2 separate regions of the Homo sapiens genome follow, and region 1 is linked to region 2. A link is a loop called in an ENCODE intact Hi-C map of the cell type or tissue named here. Cell type or tissue: B cell. All regions are shown on one strand. Links, peaks and the distances in the headings refer to the core of each region. The heading gives the core; the rest is flanking DNA. Region 1 has its middle 30 kb from the start of ZNF710. Region 2 overlaps ZNF710 (zinc finger protein 710).

Region 1 (2,911 bases), core at 186-2,685, 100 kb after region 2:
CAAATTAGAAACTCAGGAATACCTGAATGCAGTCTGGGTTCATTCAGAAATGAACATTTGATCCACTAAGGGAGTGTCTGATTTTCAAATGACTTATCTTCATTTAATAATATTTAATTGGCTTAGAATGGCAGAGTATGGGTTCTCTAGGTTGGAAAGGACATTAGGCAGGGCTTGCGGTGTGGCCCCAGGAATCCTGGGCTCAGCAGAGCTGCCTCAGTGTCAGGAAGGCCCAGTGGGCAGAGTTCCAGGGATTTGCCCCTGAAAGAAGTTTGTAAACCCCACAGTTCAATGCATAAACCCATTCTGATATTCCTGGTACGAGACTGAGGCCCTTCTTTGAACAATTCTGTAACATTAGACATCACTACCTTTCTTTATTGGAACAGGAATCTACTGCCCTGTTAGGGCCATCTGTGTCCAGCTTCTAGATCTGATTTCCAGAATTCTCCATTCTTTTTTATTTTAACTTTTTTTTTTTTGTAGCAATGGGGTCTTCCTATGTTGTCCAGACTGATCTCAAACTCCTGGGCTCAAGCCCTCCTCCTGCCACAGCCTCCCAAAGTGTTAGGATTACAGGCATGAGCCACCACACTTGCCTGAATTCTTCATTCTTAAGAAACAGCTTCCAGCATAACCCACAGGAACTGCAGGGTTCTGCCCCATGGGCCCTCCTGAGGAAGCTTGGGGACTGACGGCTTCTGCTGAGCCTCAGAAGAAGGAAGGAACCCAGCATCCTTGAGAATCCGTTTTTAGGCCGAGGTGGGTGGATCACTCAATGCCAGGAGTTCGAGACCAGCCTAGCCAACATGGTGAAACCCCGTCTCTACTAAAAATATACAATTTAGCTGGGTGTGATGGCACATGCCTGTAATCCCAGGTACTCTCAGGAGGCTGAGGCATGAGAATTTCTTGAACCCGGGAGGCAGAGGGTGCAGTGAGCTCAGATCATGCCACTGCACTCCAGCCTGGGCAACAGAGGGAGACCCTGTCTCAAAAAAAAGGGGAAGTCAATTTTTTTTAGAAATTCCTGTTGAAGTCCAATAACTCAGGGACCAGAGGCCTTTGAGACAGTGAGCTCTGTCCTCTGTGAAACCATAGCTTGTTATACAACAGGCTGTAATTAATATCTCCAGGAGTCTGAAAGACACCCCATCACTAATAAAAAATGAAAGCCGTCTGGGCCCAGTGCCCAGAGCCTGCAGACTCCTGCCAGGCCGGGATCCTCCAGCAGAGAGCGCTCACAGGGACAAGACACGTCAACCATGCCCCTACAGTCCCAGCCTCCAAATTGCAGAACACAGCTCTGTCCCACCTGGTTTTGCTCAGCCAGAGCAGGGCAGGCACCAGAAGACCTGCTTCTTCAGGGTGTGAGCCACTCAGAGGACAGACCTGGGCGTGTTGGGGTCAGGTGGGGGAGAGGGAGAATGGGGCACCTGCTTCAGGAGTGAATTTCCTTTGATTCCCAACTTGCACATCTGTTTGTTGCCCATTTTGCAAGGATTGGGCTTCCACTCTGGTGTAGGGCACATGGGTTCAGCCAGAACTTTCCTGCACACTGCTGCTAGATTCACTTGCTGAAAACACCTCTCAAATCGCACCACTCTTTTACTCAAGAACCTGTAACGACCCCATGTCCATGGTATCAGGTGGACTTTTCTGACTGGTGTCAAGGCCTTTGGTAATTTGCCTTCTCTGTTCCAATCTGCATCGTCTCTACATAGGCAGGCTGGTCTCCCTCTCTGGCTGCCCCAAACTGCCACCCAGTTTCTATTCCATAAAATGGCACCAGTAGTGCCCACCTCCTAGAGTTACCGTCGTGTGGCTTAAACAAGAGAACACATGTGAACCACACGCCTGGCATATAATAGGCACTTATAGTATGTTAAATGTTTGTGATGTCGCTGCTGCTACTGAACTCATTCCTTCCTTTGTAACTTCCCCCTTCCCTTCTCCCAGCCAAAACGTTTCTGCCCTTTACAGCTCAGCTCAAAGCTCCTCTTCTTCTTGGAAGTCATCCAGGATCATCATGTAACTGTGTTTCCAAACCTGGGGCACTTCGGAATCACCTGGGGTTTTTTTTTAATGTCTTTTTTTTTTTTTTTTTGCTTGGTTAAACATTATTTTAGTGGTAACAATGCTTTTATTACTTTTTTACCATTGTAATCATTTTTAATGTAAAATTTACCATCTAAACAATTTTTTTTTTTTTTTGCAGACGGAGTTTCTCTCCTGTCACCCAGGCTGGAATGCAATGGCATGGTGTCGGCTCACTGCAACCTTTACCTCCCGGGTTCAAGTGATTCTCCTGCCTCAGCCTCCTGAGTAGCTGGGATTACAGGCACCCACCATCATGCCTGACTAATTTTTGTATTTTTAGTAGAGACGGGGTTTCGCCATGTTGGCCACGCTGGTCTCGAACTCCTGACCTCAGGTGATACATCTGCCTTGGCCTCCCAAAGTGCTGGGATTACAGGTGTGAGCCACCACGCCCGGCCTCTCATAGAGGTTTTGATTTTCACTTGCTGGATGATTAGTGATGTAAGCACCTTTTTATATACCTGTTGGCCATTTTTATGTCTTTCTTGAGGAAATGTCTGTTCAAGTGCTTTGGCAAATCGAGTTACTTGCTTTTCTGTCACTGAGTTGTAAGAGTTTGTTGTTGTTGTTGTTGTTTTGTTTTGTTTTGAGACAGAGTCTCGCTCTGTCACCCAGCCTGGAGTGCAGTGGCGCAATCTTGGCTCACTGCAACCTCCGCCTCCTGGGTTCAAATGATTCTCCTGCCTCAGCCCTCCGAGTAGCTGGGATTACAAGAGCCCGCCACCACACCCGGCTAATTTTTCTATTTTTAGTAGAGGTGGGGTTTCACAAAGATTGGCCAGACTGGTCTCAAACTCCTGACCTCAGGTGA
Region 2 (2,911 bases), core at 281-2,780:
CCAAAATAGGTAACACTTGTTTAAAACCACCGAAGAATGTGGGGGCAGAGCCACTTACTCCAGGAAGCCTTTCAGTAATAGAAATAGGCTGTGCTTTACTGTAACGATCCAGATACCTGCTGTCTCCTGCCCCCAGGGTGGATGTGTACATAAGGTCTGTACTAGTGCACTAAGGCAAATGTGTGCTCATTCATTCATTCATTCAACAACCATTTACCGGGCACCTGCTCCAAGCCAGTACCACACTAGGCGGCAGGGGTCTGTCGCCAAGAAGACACAGGGTCTGCCCGCTGTCTGTGGACTATTTCATCAGATCAAGGACACGTGTATGTGTTTTTATCCTCCATGCTGTCTCTTGGTGGCCTTTTTGGTTCAGACCCTTTTGATAATATGATTGAAGCTATGGACACCCCCCCAAAAATGGCACTTAGGTCTATGTAGAATTTCGAAGGGTCTCAAACTCCCAGAGCCTATCCACTCATCTCTTGAAAGTGTTTTCCTAATTTCCCTGGTGATAACAGCCACCTGTAGTTCTCATCCAACATACAGCCTTGCAGGCCGCTCCCTGGAGGGTCTAATTCATGGGGCCTGGGATGGGCCCAGGAATTTTTATTCTCAACAGGGCCCCCAGATGATTCTTATCATTGATGGACTTTGGGCTATTCACCCCCAGGAGACATGGATTCCAGGAGAAAACCCACTGGTTTGGACTGTGAACTTTCTTTTCTACGGTTTGGAGGTCACTCCCAGAGCAGGACAGGGTGTTGTGTGCAAAGGGGTCCAATTTATTATCCATGGAGGAAAATTAGGATAAAAGCTGGGAGCTGGGCTGGGCACGGTGGCTCACACCTGTAATCCCAGCATTTTGGGAGGCTGAGGCAAGAGGATCACCTGAGGCCAGGAACTCAAGACTAGTGTGGACAACATAGCAAGACCCTATCTCTAAAATTTGAAAAAGGCCGGGCACGGTGGCTCATGCCTGTAATCCCAGCACTTTGGGAGGCTAAGGTGGGCAGATCACAAGGTCAGGAGTTCGAGACCAGGCTGGCCAACATGGTGAAACCCTATCTCTACTAAAAATACAATAATTAGCTGAGCGTGGTATGCGCCTGTAATCCCAGCTACTCAGGAGGCTGAGGCAGTAGAATTGCTTAAACCCAGGAGGCGGAGGTTGCAGTGAGCTGAGATCACACCACTGCACTCCAGCTTGGGTGACAGAGTAAGCCTCCGTCTCAAAAAAAAAAAAAAAAAGAGTAAAAATAAATAAATAAAAGAAATTTTTTTTAAGTTGGGAGCTGTTTTCTTTTTGATGAGTTAGTAATTTAGTAGGAACCCAGTGGGACATGTGTCTGTGGTCACAGCTGCTGTCTTAACTGCTTGTTTGGTATAAAAACTTTGTATTATAACTTAATGGTTCCCGTGTCTATGTCTCTTAGCAGCAGGGACTGTGTCTTGTGCTGTATACCCCCTCCTGACACATCGCAGATGTGTATGACCACCAGGGGGCCCTGCCATTCAGGAGTTTCTTTTATAAACACATGATGTGCACATTGTACAAATTTAGGCTGATAATAGGGACATTTCCAGTTTTATTAGCCTTTGGTTTTTGCTTTCAGCTTTTCTTCACAGTATTAACACTCTGTGGACTTGGGATTTTTTTTTTTTTTTTAAGACAGAGTCTTGCTTTTGTTGCCCAGGCTAGAGTACAGCGGCACGGTCTTGGCTCACTGCAACCTCTGCCTCCCGGGTTCAAGCAATTCTCCTGCCTCAGCCTCCCGAGTAGCTGGGACTACAGGCGCCCACCACCACGCCCAACTAATTTTTGTATTTTTAGTAGAGACGGGGCTTCACCATGTTGGCCAGGTTGGCCTCGAACTCCTGACCTTGTGATCTGCCCGCCTCGGCCTCCTAAAGTGCTGGGATTACAGGCGTGAGCCACTGTGCCAGGCCCTGGACTTGGGATTTTTAAGTCCCCCAGTAGAGGAGAAAGATGGCAAATATATAGCATATATGCTGTCACCCTGCACAATCACTCCTTGCAGACATTAACAATCCATCATAGGGTTTTATTGCCAAGCCTAGATTCAGTTTCAGAATCCTTTTCTCTTTTTGGAGACAGAGTCTTGCTCTGTTGCCCAGACTGGAGTGCAGTGGCGCAATCACAGCTCACTGCAGCCTTGACCTCCTGGGCTCAAGCAATCCTCCTGCTTCAGTCTCATGTGTAGCTGGACCACAGGTGTGTGCCACCATGCCTGGCTAATTTTTTGATTTTTTTCTTTTTTTTGAGATAGAGTCTTGCTCTGTCACCTGGGCTGGAGCACAGTGGTGTGATCTCGGCTCACTGGAATCTCTGCCTCCTGGGTTCAAGCTGGGACTACAGGTGCACACCACCACACTCAGCTATTTTTAAAAAATATTTTTAGTAGAGCCAGGGTTTCACTATGTTAGCCAGGCTGGTCTCAAACTCCTGGGCTCAAGTGATTCTCCTGCCTCAGCCTCCCAAAGTGTTGGGATTACTGTTAGCCATTGCATCCAGCCCAGAATTCTTCCTTTTTTTTTTTCTTAAAAAAAAAAAAATGTCTTGCTATGTTGCCCAGGCTAGAGTGCAGTGGCTATTAATAGGAGCAATCATAGCCTCAAACTCCTGGGTTCAAGCAAACTTCCCACCTCAGCCTCCTGAGTAACTGGGACTACAGGTGTGCAGCACCATGCCTGGCTAGACTCTTTCTTGACATTACATTTTAGGCAGCTACTAGCAGTTGACTGCAGGAGCCTCTGCAATGAAACCTACAAATTGCTGGTTTCTAGGCCTGGCAGGGTATTAACAGCTCCCCAACTCCCTATAGTGTCTACCGTGAGAGACAGGGTCACAAGTTTGACCTGGAGTATCACTCATAGGCCACCGTTATGG

The links. Peaks named below come from ENCODE experiments on the same cell type or tissue, not always from the same donor. Only the 100,000 strongest peaks of a DNase experiment are listed, where the experiment ranks them.
Region 1: it touches region 2 in a loop (11-fold over the local background); 4 of 110 quality-filtered maps call a loop at or near these places.

The regions. Positions count from the first base shown.
Region 1 is chr15:89,970,057-89,972,967 of GRCh38, reverse strand. No RefSeq gene overlaps it. Among named protein-coding and RNA genes, the nearest start is that of ZNF710, 30 kb to the left of the region's middle. In B cell, for the core only: no CTCF peak of the experiment used is centred there; a DNase peak (open chromatin) is centred at 1,237.
Region 2 is chr15:90,070,020-90,072,930 of GRCh38, reverse strand. The region is part of intron 2 of ZNF710 (zinc finger protein 710); the gene reads right to left. Among named protein-coding and RNA genes, the nearest start is that of ZNF710-AS1, 11 kb to the left of the region's middle. In B cell, for the core only: a CTCF peak has its summit at 1,496 (motif pointing right); a DNase peak (open chromatin) is centred at 1,500.